Linked DNA regions of Homo sapiens: region 2 is linked to region 1. A link is a contact called in ENCODE Hi-C or POLR2A ChIA-PET data. All regions are on one chromosome and are shown on one strand. The core of a region is the stretch at or near the end of the contact, and the rest is flanking DNA. Distances in the headings are between cores, read along the strand shown. Region 1 overlaps STEAP1B (STEAP family member 1B). Region 2 has its middle 22 kb from the start of RAPGEF5.

Region 1 (7,093 bases), core at 2,133-4,632:
CTTTCTTTAGTCAGCAGGTCCCAAATTCTAGACCATGGGATTTGGGTGGGATTTGGCCACCCTGGGATTTGGCTGGATAGTCCATGCTCCTATGCTCCTACCCACTTCCCATATGGCCCTTTCTGGGTAAATGTTCTCTGTAAGTACTTGTGGAATGAATAAAACCCAAATGAATGAATGAGTGATGAAGAGGGCAATGGTGCTCATTGCAACAATGATGGGTAAAAAGACTGCAGTGAGCGGAAGTGCCTACCACACAGCTTCATATTCATAGCCCAGGACTGAAAGGTTCTGAGTTGGAACCAGCAGTTTTCAAGGGAAAGTGACTGACATTAAGTAAACATGATTCTTTACACAGCACACCAACTGCCAGATGCAAGAAGTCAAGACGACAAACGTGTTTCTCCCAGCTAATAACAGTGGCCTCCTCATCTGGGCTGTTTACTCAGCCACTAAAAACCGGATACTCTCTTTGGCTAAAACCAGGATGTTGTGTACCTGTCCTATTAGGCCCTGACGGCAGGCCTGGCCTGCAAGTTGGGCCTCAAGGACAGGAGTCAAGTCTTGAAGAGCTCTTTCCCAAATACCTGGGGTTGGAGGTGGGGATGGTGGAGTGGCTGAGCTGTCAGCAGAGGAACTGCGGGGGAGGGTGTAAAGGAATGCTGGGTGCTGATCTGACAAAGGACCTGACGATGCCTTTGACAGAGTTGGAATCTTAGAACATTTTCAGGGGAAAGAACACATTGCAGTGACTTTGGGCTTGCTGAGTTTGAGACATTGAGAAAGGGGTTAAAAAGAGAAAATGAGGCAAGGCTGAGAGAGGCAGGGTGTCCTGGGTTGCCGCCATGACAATGAGGAGGACTTGGCAGTGCTCCCAGAAAGAAATAGGAGTGATGGAGACACATTTGCCCCCTGGATGGAAGGAACACAGGATGAGAAGACATCACTTGGAGAAGAAATAGCAACAACCATTGTCACACCAGGCTCACCCCTACCCCCTTCCCTGGCAATCAAAAAAGCTGATGGCTCCAGCAGCTCCAGCACGCCCTGGGGACAGCCAGTGTGCTTCAGTCTGAGGCTCCTTCCTTCCCTCCCACTCGCTCCTGCCTGTCTTTCCCATGTTTGCCAGTGTCAGATCTGCATAGTGATCTTCCTTTCCTAATCCTGCTTCCTCCTCATCTTTCGCAGGTGTTTACCACAATAAATCTCCTGGAACAACTCTGTTCTACCATCTGCTTCTTGCAGGACCCAAACTGACATGCTTCCCAACAACAAGAAAAGTGACATTCCTTTTTAAAGACCCAGAGAAAATCCTAGTATCATGTTCTTTGGTATGTTCTGGAATCAAGGACCCAAGATTAATTGGTAACTGATTCACTTATTCAGGAATTCATTTAATCAATCACTTCAATAGGTATTAATTAAGCACCCATTGTATGCCAGGAACTGTGCTGGACCTTAGAGCTATAACAGTAAACAAGGAAGACGTAAGTGAAAATCTCATCTAAGCAACTTGTAAAATGAAAGACCATGGGTAGTCCAGGAAGGAAAAGCTGTCTCTGGGTGTGGCTGAACGTTAAAGCAATCTATCCTATCTGATGAGAAAACACACAAAATGATCATTCCAGACCACAAAGATCTCCAATTACAAGAAACATAACTTCCGCCACTGCTATGCCCTTTGCACACTGTACATAGTCAGTTCCTCCCACCAGGAGTCATCGGAGAAAGGAAACTGCACGTGGATGGCAGGACAACAGCACAGCATTGCTGGCTGTCATGGTAGCTGGCACATGCCAGCTCCTTTTTCTGCATTCAGCTCCCTCCTGCCCCATCACCTAAGAGCCAGGCAAAAACACTTCCACTCGGCTGGAGCCACCAGGACTTTGACCTACATAAAGTGCCACAAAAATCACCCAATTGAACAAGCTCTGGGCCAGAGAAGGAGCTGAGGTCCAGCTGAAGGTGATGTCCAGCCCAAGAGGCTGTCCCCATAAACTGACCCTCAGGGGGTGCTGAGTCCCACTGCCCTGGTTTCTCCACATCTGTGTGATATAAGGAAGCCAGAGACCACCACAGCCTGATGAGTTCTTGGAGAAGCCCAGAGCCAGTGGGCCTGTCTCTCCACAGAGTCACGCTCAGGGCTTTAGTTAAAGGATCCCTGCAGAGGGAGTGGGTTTGAATTCCAAATCTGCCATCCTCATCCTAGGACAAAGAGCAAGACCTTTAACGTCTCTAGGCCTCAGTTTCCTCTGCTGCAAAGGAGTGAGGGTACCTGTACCTCCCTCATTGGGCTATTGTGAGGACTAAATGAGATAACATATGGAAAGCACACAGCACTGTGCAAGGCAGCTTGAGAGGGCGTGAGCAGGATTGGTGAGGACTATTCTTGTTTGCCTGGCTCTAGCCGTTACCCTGACTTCAATCACCTCTAACTATGCGTCCTTCTATTTTGCCTGTTTCCCTGTTTTAAAAAAAAAAAGTAAAAAGAAAATATAAATTCCTTTCTGCTTTCAGAAATGAATTTTCTGAAATTATACCCATCATGGGGATTCCAGGGACCATGGACTCTTTGCAGACACACTACTCAAACCCATGGAGAAAATGTCCCATCGGCTGCCCGGGAGCCTCTGCCTTGGCCACTCGCAGCAACCCTGGGAGAAATAAGGGCCTCAGACAGAACAATAGCATGGATTGTGCCTCTTGCAGGAATTTCATCTGTCACTGAGTAACAGGTTTTGATCTCAGGCTCGCTGCCAGTTAGGAAGTGAAACCCTTTCCGGAACACTTGCTGTTTTGTTGGTTTTCCCCTGGAGATTTAATGATTTCACCTTGGAGGTTTTAGCTGATGAGCTGTGCTCTGTATGGAGCCTACCCATGTGAAAAACCAATCAGGTATTTCATGGGCTCCCCAGTATTCTATTTCGTGAGTTTGGAGACCCACTAAGCCAACAATTGGACACCCCCACAAGGTGTGCATTTGCTGTCACCAGAGCGAGCTCTGGGTCTGTCCGCGTGGCACAAGGAGAGCTGTTAGATCAGTCGTCTTCTCTAACCCAGAGGCCTAAGTGAGAGGATGAGAAAGAGAAAGGGCCATTGTTTCTAAAGACAGGTTCACCTGAAGAATTTGGACAATGATGCCGGTTTCAGTTTAAAGGGCCTTTGGGCAGGGTTGGCATTGGGAACAGGGGCTGAGGGAGCTTCTAGACTTTTCTGCATTATGAGCAGAGTAATTACAAATCAGCTCTGCAGATGACAGCACAGACCTCTTTGTGGTGGGTTCTCTTGGGCCAACAGCAGATTTGGAGCCGTGGAAGAACAGCGAGAAATCTCTTCACATGACCTTCATGTCTTCCTCCTGTAAACCGCATTGTATTTCTAACTTCAGATCAAGGGGACTGACATCTGCAACTCTTCAGGGAGGACAGCTGGGCCATGCCCCTTTGGGCCTCCCATCCTCCCCTCGTCTTGTCAGCCAGTCGTGCTGGGATCTGCCGGCAGCCTTGTGAGAACCGGGCAGGAACTGGCCAGCAAAGGCAGCTATAAATACTCCTCTTGGCAGCCAGCTTCACTTGGGAGCCCACAGCTGAGGGGCGGAGGCCAGCGGGAAGCACCTGCACCTCTTCAGGGTACATCCGAGCCTGGGCCTGGCTTCCCGCCCTCCACCTCTGAATGGGGATTTGGTCGACCTTTTCCGGCTTGGGGGAAGTCCCCGTGGTGATCCAGCTTCCCAGATGCAAGAGCAGCAGGGAGGGCACTGCTCTCCAAGCAGCCCAACCCCTTTAAACTCAAAGTCAGAGCTATATTCTCACAAGGGCTGATGAAACTGAATAGCTAAGGGTAAATGAGGAGGCAGGAGAGGCGAAGAGGAAGGGAAATAAGCTCTTTTATAGAATGCTTTTCTCCTCCTGATTTCACTTGTGTGGGGAAGCATGAAACAACCACTAATCAGTCTTTCCCCCTGATGAGTCGGAAACTTGACAACTGGAGAGTTTTTAAAAAAATGAATGAATAAATATTTCTTCTTTGGGCTTTATTTATGAAGCATGGGCTAAGAGATCCCTTGTGGGCATTTTAAATAACCAGAAGCAAGTCACAGCAGCAGCTAATGGTCAACTGTAAATGCAGTTCTGCTGTGCAGTTGTCGTTCAAAATGTGACAGTATTTAAAAGCTGGGCTGTATATGAGATGAAGGAGTTCAAAGACCCATTGGATGACAGTTCTCATGCTTCTGCAAGTGAAAGAATCATCTGGAACACTTGTTTATGAGGCAGATCCCCGGTCCCTACCCTCTGAGATCTGATCCTATAGATTTGGGCCAGGGCCAAGAACCTGCATTTGAGTCCCTAATTCCAACCTGGATACTCTGGGACAGGACTGCGCTTTGCAAGACAATGCCCTATGCCAGTGGTTCACAAAGTGAGGTCCCCAACCTGGAGCCACAGGAAATTTGTTAGAAATACAGATTCTTAGGCCAACCCCAGAAAGACAGAATCGGGAACTTTGGGGACAGGGCCCAAAAATCTGTTTTAACAAACCTCCAGGTGGTTCTGAAGCCTGCTATAGGTTGATAAACACTGCCCTAAGATTTCTTACAAGCAAGTTGTGCAAACCCTGGAATACTGGCAATTCCAATGCGTAGCCAAGATTTAGAACCACTCTGATGGACACTTCCATTGGAATATGAATGCTAATCTCACTTCTATAACCCTTATTTTTCTGAGCACTCACTTTTTTCAGCCAAGATTAGAGTTAATAAGGTGAAGGGGAAAGAATGTGGGTTTTGTTTCAGGTAAACGACTCAAGCCTGGTCCCAAGTTGAACCCTCCCTGAACCTCAGTATTTTCATCTGTGAAATGGAAGGAATGCTGCCCACCCCACAATGGTGCTGTGAAGAGTAATGAGACAGTATCTGGGAAAACACTTAGCCAGTGGCTGGCACATTGTAGAAACTTGATTTTTCTGTCTCTCTCTACAATATTTTTTAGTTTAATTGGGGTCTGGAATGAGATTCTTAATTTTTATAGGAATATAGCTTAAGGGTTTGCTCTCCAGAGAGCATCAAAAGACTCATTTTAAAATTCATCTCTTGTTTTAGGGTAAATGTCTGAAGAGCTCAGTGAGCACTCTTGATGTTAAAGATGACTGGTAGCCTTAGTATAGAAGCAGCTCTAATTTAGCATGGCCTGGTTCCACTTTGTAACCAGAGTCACTTTCTCTTCTGGGACATCACTGATGTCTCAGTAATGGGCAAAAACCTTATTATATTAGGCACTTTGCACAAGCATTTCACTTCCTTAATTGGTCACCATTGCTTATTAAATGCCAGGCCAACTTCCAATACAGTTTGGTGACAGAGGCCTGTCATCAACTGTTATAAAGAAATGACTTCTTGTGTGTGTACTGGTCAGCTTGTAATTCAGTTGGTTGGAAGATCAGTCAATATTGTATATTTATAAAAGAGTAGATTCAGTAACCACTTTGGCATGAAGCATGCTGCCTGTGTTTTATATTTTATATAATACATAGTAGTTCTATTGACTCTAAATAAATACTTGACAATGACTGTTTTAATAGATTCCAAAGATGGAATGTCCACAAACACATCATTTGTAGGGCAAAGCTGACACAAATCACATTTGTGGGAGTAAAGTGGGAACTCATCCCTGTGCAATGGTCAAATGCTCCACATATTTTTGTTAGGATGGAAGGGTGTTTAGTAAGGTCCTTCATGTAATCAAGACCTGTCCTGGTGTGCAGCCATAGAAGCCAATTTGTTTTACTTCTGGTACACTGACCAGCATCCCTTAGGACAGGAAGAGATGGATATACCCAAATTGCATTGCCACCTAGTACTTCGGCAAACACTTACTGAGGACCTGCCAGGTGCAAAGCACATTTACATGCATGACCTCATCTAAGGCTCACAAACAGTTATCACCATCTCCTTTTTACAGATGAGCAATTGAGATGCAAAGACATGAAGGCATTGGATAAACGTCATGCAACCCATATTGGTTTCATTTACCCTAGAAGGGATTTCTTGCTTTCAGTTGTATTTACCCTAGAAGGGATTTCTTGCTTTCAGTTGCTGGTTTGCTTATTCATTCATCTAGTCATTATTCATCTATGGTTTATCATAGCGAGGCAACATTGTTTACTCTCATATCTCCTAAAACAATTTTAGAAACCTACATATCCTCTTGAACCTTTTTCAGATGAGACTTCAAGTTTCCCTTCCCGTGTTAAAATAGTTGCAAAGATGTAATTATGGCACGTAGTCAATATTGACACTTTACAACAAAATGTTAATGAATGCATTTCTATATGGCCAAAGGAATATAGATACCAATTATATTTTTCCATTATCCAAAGGAATATAGATAGAAATGATATATTTATCATCTAAAATTTTAAAATACATGAATGATCTTTTAATAGAACTTTTTTCCTTGAACTCATATTTCCATTTCATTTCCCCAATATTACCTCATTTTTAAGGGACCTCACGCTTAAAAATATGTTATCATTCTATTATAATTCTGTGTAGTAATAATATTAGTCAAATTAATTTTTTTAATTTGCTATAATCTTAAGACTTTAGATGTTAAAATTTTTCTTCTGGATTGGCTTATCATTAAAATTATGAAGAAATTATTCAGAACAACATAAATATGACAACTTTAGACAATGCAGCATAAAATCAGGAGAGGTATACTTTTTTTTTGAACACAGAAAGCAAGATGGGAAAAAAGAATGTTTCTCATGATATCTCCCTGCAGGCATGTTCTGAGGCCAATCTTATTAGGAAAGAGTACATGTGGAAGTCTGGGATATGGAAATTAATTCTCTGAGATACACCCAATCTAGCATATCCCAGCTGGAAGGCTGCTTCCCTGGGAGCCAAAAGCACAGAAGGTCCTTGAGGGGCCATGGGACACACGAACAAGCAAGCAAGAGCAAGTTAGACATGCCAAGCATTGTATCTGGTAGGGACTAGGTAAGGTAAGAGACAAGTACCATTTGTAATTTTTTTAATTTTTTAAGTTTTTAATTTAGGGGTATATAGTAGGTGTATGTATTTATGGAGTAC
Region 2 (7,093 bases), core at 1,288-3,787, 67 kb before region 1:
CAAATCTACAGGAACCACTTCACACGTGTAGATTGCTTAGCACAGCATCTGAATCTTTGAGAGCTCTAAATAGAGGTGGGGTCTTAACCACTGTTGTTGTTCCAGGGTTTTGTTGGTGTGTATGAGTTTGTCTTTGGATAATTACCTCCATTAGAGAAAAATGCCAGTGAGCCCAGGTTTTCAGTTTGGAGCATATTTAGGTGAGTTAGTTTTGCACTGTTCCAAAAGCAGTTCTACAGCTCCCACTCAGCCAAGCCAAGCCATTTCATATATGCATCATTACTCCCAATAGACACCAGGAAAAATAGTCCAAAAAAGCATCTCATTGTTGAAGAGGTGAGTGGCATCTTTTTATCAGACCAGGCACAAACATTTCTCTTAAAAAAAAGTCAAAAACATATCCAGTCTTTATTAAACCATGGATTTATGCGACAGGCACACTTAATCAGAAAAAATAAAACTCTATTCTAAGAGATTAGGTGGCAGACATCAAAATGCCCCTAGTGATAACACTTTAGACAAGATTCAAGTTAGCAAAAGGGCATTACAGTAATACTTTTAACAGTTACATACATGAATCACATATATTCATAATTTTCCTCAGCTAAGAATAACCTGAGTTTACACACAGACAGGGACTGATTTCACGATCGGGGGAGGCAGGTGATAAGGTGTTGGCTGCCAGATTAATCTACCAGGCATTTTAAATTTGCACTGAATAAATCCTACATGGGATGATGAGGACTGGTCTCCCTTAAGAAGTTACATAACCAAAAGTGGCCAGACTGCGGAGGGTACCCTCCTCTGTTCCTTTTGCTGCTGTAGTACATGGGCTGAAAGTAGGGGCCAGGTTTCAACTTCCACTCCTTCTGTTAGCTGTATGTCCTGGGCAAGTCCCTTAACTTATCTATACCTCTGTTTTCCCACCTAAAAAAGGCATTCAGTGATTATCTCTTGCACTGGGCTGTATTGACAATAAAATACAGAGTGCTTGGCACAGTACCTGACATATAGTAAGCACTCAATGTTAGCCCTTTATATTGTTATTAATTAAAGGTCAATTGATCACCCCTTTAAACAAAATGCCCAGAGTGTTCACCAGAACTGGAAAGAATTCTGTGTCTTTCTGTTTCTCTCCTGAGCTATCACCTTTGTGCCTGGAAAGGAGGAGGAACATTTGTTTTTCCTTCTCAGTGAAATGCAGGTTTACAAAGATTAAAAGGGTACATATGGGTTTAGCTTGGAGCGTCCAGATATCGGAACTGCTACAAAAAAAGAAGGCAAAGTTGCAGAATTGAGAAAATGACAGCAATGGTTGACCTCGAGAGAGAGAGAGAAAGAGAGAGAAGACAGAGGAAACTCAGTAATTACGTTAGTCTTTCCTGTCATCCCAGCAAATGCAGAAGATGCAAATGTTGTAGTCATTATCGGGTACCCAAAGCTTCATATGGGTGAGCAAAGATGAACATTTTTAGCATCATTTTGAATTACTGAGGTAACATTTATTTGTAGGAACACATGCAGTCAGATTAACATTTCAGCATTTTCAACTAATAATAAACTTTCAAATCAGGTAAAATTAACCCTACCGAGGACGATTTCCTATGACTTAGGGGGAAATTAACAAAATGTATTTCATTCGTGAGCAAGTTTCAATATCTCAATATTCTGGATTTACAACCAGACATGGGAATAATAGGTCCATGGAGACTTTGTTAATTTTTTTTTTCCCGAAGTCAGCTTGAAGAACTCCCTCCCTGTCATGATCAGGAGGTACAGAACCTGGAGCTGAAATCTTGATGGGCCCCAACAGACATGCATGCCTAGCTGATGATTCTCCTCACCTCTCTCTTAACCTGAGGACTCCTGGGCCATTTGGTGGGTAAATTTTATGACTGACACTAATTTATACAGGCTTTAGAAGGGTCCTTTTCTGCCTTGCAGCCTCTTGTCAGGAGACTGGAGCATCGGGGCTGTGGCAGTATAGACTTGAGTAAAATGCAGGGGAGAGGTGCCTTGGGAAATCTAACTTGGAGCAAATGGATCATCTTAGATAAGGGCATTGTTACAGGACTGAATTAAGATGTCAGCTGAATCTGGGTACAGGCTGTCCTTCCCCTGCCAGAGGAAGCTGTCCCTCTGCTGGGAAATAGCCAGGGATTCAGTAATGAGAGAGAGGCTGAGACGCTTGCTGGACAACAAGAAGGGAAGCAGGCACCTCTAGAGACAATAATTAGCAACCAGAAGTGAACAGACCAGGGAAGAGGAAAAAATAGCCCAGGCACTTGATTTTGCTTACCTTTTCCTATTGTTTTCTGAAAATCACACTGATGATCATTGTACTTGAATCTACAGGGCTTGATTGGCCTATTCATCTAGCAATTACAGTTTTGAGGGCTTTATACTTTTGTCTTAAGTTCCTGTAATATAAGCGGCAGGCATGGGTTTAGTTACTGCCTGGGCAGCCTCCTGTCCAGCATGGGGGATCTTGGAAGGAACCTCCCAGGACTTAACCAGGATGTCTGAGAAAGGCAGAGAGGGAGTCCTTTCCACAGTTCTACTGGGAGACTGGGAATGTAAATTCATGCCACTCACTACAAACGCTGAGAAGCTCCTGAGCATTGCATTTGCTTATGAAACATGCTCTCGACTTGATCAAATGAAAAACGATGTGAACTCTGCCCATGGGTTATTTACCCAGCAGTGAATGCTCCGAGTGTCTGAGTTTCTACTACCATGGAAGTCCCCGTGGGCCTTGGGCTCTTTTTCTCTGAATGTAAATAAGCCTGGTACCTTTGCATTTGTCCTCATATGTCATATATATATATATTTTTTTTTTTTTTTTTTTGAATGACAGAATCATCTGAGAGGCTGTGCTCTGGGAAGCCAGCTCCTGAGGCCAGGGGTCAGCAAATTCCAGCTCACAGGCCAAATCCAGCCTGCTGCTTTTTTTTTTAAAAATAAAGTTTTATTTATAGATTGTCTCTGGCTGCTTTTATGCCACAGTGCAGAGTTAAGTAGTTGCTAGAGAGACTGTCTGGCCTGCACAGCCTAGAATATTTCCTATGCGGTCCTCTATAAAAGAAGCTTGCTGGCCCTGTCACGGGGTATGGCCCCCTCTCCAGACTTCACTGGGAAGCCTGGTAGAGAGTAGGATGGAGGAGCAGGCATAACCTAAGTGGGTTCATTTACTCTTCTCTGTGCAAAGGGATCCCTCCTCACTCCTACCACAGGAATTACAAAGTTTCTTTTATCCTTCTTTTACCTTTGACCTTTGGGTGCACAGAGGTCAATAAATTATATTCCTCAGTCCATGGTGCAATATGATTGGGACCAATGCTTGCTTTTTTTTTTTTTTTTTTTTTTTGAGACAGAGTCTCACTCTGTTGCCCAGGCTGGAGTGCAGTGGTGCGATCTCGGCTCACTGCAACCTCCACCTCCCGGGTTCAAGTGATTCTCCTGCCTCAGCCTCCCAAGTAGCTGAGACTACAGGTGTGTGCCACCACACCTGGCTAATTTTTTGTATTTTTAGTAGAGACAGGATTTCACCGTGTTAGCCAGGATGGTCTTGATCTCCTGACCTCATGATCCGCCTGCCTCTGCCTCCCAAAGTGCTGGGATTACTGGCCTGAGCCACTGCGCCCGGCCAATGCTTGCTTATTTTGCTTTATTTCATTCGACCTTTTCCTCTTCAGCTTCCTTCACTTCCCTGCTTAGGCATGTTACTCTAAAGTGCTTGATATGCATGTATTCTTATAAAATGTGGTTGTTAGTTGTATGTTCATGTTTTTAACGTACATAAATTATATTGTACTGTAAATCTCATTTCAGTTCATTCTTTTTCACTGCAAACTATTTTTGCTTGGCATCATATTTTTAAGATTCATCTGTGATGCTTGTGTGCATCTCATTTATTGTTTCAGATTACACCTCAAAGCTTTTAGGGGAAAAGGACAGTAGATTCTTCTCTCAGAAGGCGTGGGACCTCTGGTGTGTGAGTTATTCATAATACCCATTACACAGTAAACCCCCAGAGAAAATACAGATCTTTAAAGAGAGCTTGGCTGAGCACAGTGGCTCATGCCTTTTGGAGGCTGAGAGGGTGGATCGCTTGAGCTCAAGAGTTTGAGACCAGCCTGGCAACATGGCAAGACCCTCATCTCTGCAAAGAGAAAAAAAAACCAAAATTAACCAGGCATGGTGGCAAGTGCTTGTAGTCCCAGCTACTTGGGAGGCTGAGGTGGGAGGATGGCTTGAGCCTGGGAGGTGGAGGTTGCAGTGAGCTGAGATCGTGCCACTACACTCTAGCCTGGGCAACAGAGTAAGACCTTGTCTCAAAAAAAAAAAAAAAAAAAAAAAAAACACACACAAAAAAAAGAGCCTGCCGTACATAAATCATAAATACATCCATCAATAGAGATCCTGAATTCTTGATAAACCCTGATATCGAGCCTAGTTAGGAGGCAATATTTCTGAAAAGCATTCTGCATATTCTCAACTAACCACCCCACTCCACCAATGTATCTCTACAATCTAATTTGTGGCCAGTCATTTCCAACTATGCATTGTCTATATTGGGTTCTCAGTGAAGGCAGACAAGGTTTGAGGCTTCTCAGAAGATGGAGATTCAGGTGGGCCTACCTCCAAAAAGACAAGAAGGACAGCCATGACAATGTTTGTCCTTGGACAGCTGCTGAATCAGTTCTACTATGCCCCCGGTGTTAGATTGACCTACCAGGACTTCAGTGCCCTCTTTCATTCCCACACCATGGCCTCTATAGGGAGGGATTGTTTGGCTCATAAGCTTTCCCAGCCCTTAGGCTCTGTGAGCTTTCAATGGTTGACGGGTGGGATGAGGAGGGAATCTCTACAATTTACCAAATAAAGGGGGTTCAATCAATGATTTTGTGTTAGACTCAAGGGAAGAGTATTCAACTTCAACCAATTATTATTCCCAAGGAATATTGAAAATCGTTTCCTGACCAAAGATTTTAATCTCAGCTCTCATGAAGATTTAGGCTTTTCATGCATCTTTTCTATATTGTTAAAAAAAATCTATGTCTTTTGACATTTGATGCTTTTCCAGTATGAGAGTATGTAATAAATGGTAGACTAAAACTAGGGATCTGCATGCACATTTACAGTAATGTTTGAATTTTAATGATGTTAATGTCAGGCTCCTAAAGGAGAGCCAGAAAGTTTTTGTGGCGTACCTAATATACCATTCAAATTAGTACTATTTGTTCTCCATCCATCCAGAAATGTCAGGGCATTACTGATTTACATGTAGGACAGTGTCTTGAGAAGGGACAGTAGTGAATTTAAAACGGGGCTGATCTACTGCAGAGTGTGATGGAGCAACCTTATTTATTGGCCCAGAGGGTTGAGGGTCTGCAGAGGAAGGTGGCAAGGGACTGAGCACAAGGCTTCACTGTGGACAAAACTGTCCCCTAATTTGTCCCTTGGGGTCCAGACCAAGGCCCTTGGCAAGGCTACTAATTAAAGAAGGGGTCTTGATGATCCATAATTCACCCTTTTTGCATCCACTCAATACCTCCTTAAACTCAATTTTCCAAACTTATACAGGGAATGGAGGACTTGTAGTTCCACTGCTGGCTGATTTTTCATCTGAACAATTCCATCCCCCCAACAAAAAGCACACACACACACAAGTTAAGCTTGTCTGAATAAGATAACTCAGGCCAACTCTCTGCCTTTCTATCTCTTTATGAATATGACTTCTATCTACCCACATCTCAGCATTGCAGACAGACAATAATCTTCCCAATTTGCATTTAACAGAGGTTAAGCAAACCTCTCTAAAATGTAACCTGCGAAGGGCTATACTTCTCGTGTATAGCTAAAGAGATTGTATACTAATTAAATGGAAGTGCCTATCTAGATTAAAGCAAGAAGTTTCACGACAGGAAAAGTCTTCATCAGTGAGGAAAGCATGAAGCATAATTTCATTTAAAAATGTATTTTTTAGGGTAAACAGTTACAATAATGCAGATTTTCACACAGGAGGTCCCTAGTTTGTTCATCCTAATTAGGTATCTTCTTTTTTCCCTTACCTTGAGCAAGGGCAATCCTTTTAAACATACAGCAGAATAGAAGCACTTTTTAAGTACTTCAGCAAGTCAGCAAAGGGCTTTCTGCTCAGCAGTTGCTCTACTAAGAAATCTTCCTCCTCATTCCTGCTCCCATCCCCAAGACACATTCCAGAGTTTAACTTATCCTCTTTGATGGCTCCTAATGATCTTTATTCAACTATTTGTCATCTTCCCACCCACATTTAAAGTCACAAAATGTCAAATGTCTTTTTTTTTTTTAAAGAAAACCAAGATATTATAACTCCTTATGATAGCTGGGCCTAATGAACAGCAAATTTTTTACAATTTAAATGATGGCAGGCTCACACCTGTAGTCCCAGCACTTTGGGAGGCCGATTCGGGTGGATTATTTGAGCCCAGGAGTTTGAGACCATCCTGGGCAACATGGCAAAACCCTATCTCTATAAAAAATACACGAAAAAGATTAGCCAGGTGTGGTGTCTTGTGCCTGCAGTCTCAGCTACTCAGGAGGCTGAGCCTGGGCAACAAAGTGAGACCCTGTCCCCACAAAATAAATAAATAAATGATGGGCAAAAGGGGAAGTGCCAAATACCCATGGAATATGCTGAATTGGTAAATTAAAAAATACATAGAATCTACAATTATATCAAAATAACAATTTTAATTAAAAAAAACACATAAAACCCTAATTTACTAGCCAGAGTTTCATGAACTTAAACCTATAAATATATAAGCTCAACACTTTTCACATTTGCTTATTAAAATGAACATACTGAATTCATTTATACCTGCACTTTGAGACATTTTCTAAAGGAAATAATAAGCCACACTACTCCCCCATCACCTAACACTTTGAGATTATTGGTTCCCTTGAATTGTAAATAGTCTCTTGAAAGTTTCAAGGCTGCATTACTTTTCAAAAAGATCAGGCTAGATTGGGAAGCAATGTGGAAGACAATGAAACGATGCAGTTTTGTACTTGTTGACACTTCTTAGGACACAAGCCACTAAGCTTTTCT

What was found. A loop is a pair of places that touch in the nucleus more often than their neighbours do. ChIA-PET counts read pairs that join two places held with the same protein, here RNA polymerase II (POLR2A). Pooled maps may share reads with other maps.
Region 2: a loop to region 1 is called in a map of heart left ventricle, with 10 times the contacts of the local background. The contact joins two enhancer-like sites. A Hi-C loop is called at or near these places in 5 of 168 maps with a recorded cell type or tissue (GM12878, HepG2, Right ventricle myocardium inferior and 2 more), 35 of 37 single-sample maps with no recorded cell type and 13 of 50 pooled maps. POLR2A ChIA-PET finds 5 or more read pairs at or near these places in 5 of 52 experiments (BJ, Caco-2, MCF 10A and 2 more).

Annotation. Positions count from the first base shown.
Region 1 is chr7:22,441,954-22,449,046 of GRCh38, forward strand. The region is part of intron 4 of STEAP1B (STEAP family member 1B); the gene reads right to left. Among named protein-coding and RNA genes, the nearest start is that of STEAP1B, 55 kb to the right of the region's middle. RefSeq lists enhancers at 6,063-6,112, 6,123-6,192. Within about 2 kb of position 3,383, at least 23 of the 41 ENCODE cell types and tissues checked have a DNase peak (open chromatin) inside an H3K27ac peak, as active enhancers do.
Region 2 is chr7:22,375,766-22,382,858 of GRCh38, forward strand. No RefSeq gene overlaps it. Among named protein-coding and RNA genes, the nearest start is that of RAPGEF5, 22 kb to the left of the region's middle. RefSeq lists an enhancer at 2,608-2,752 and a cis regulatory region at 2,673-2,686. Within about 2 kb of position 2,538, at least 3 of the 41 ENCODE cell types and tissues checked have a DNase peak (open chromatin) inside an H3K27ac peak, as active enhancers do.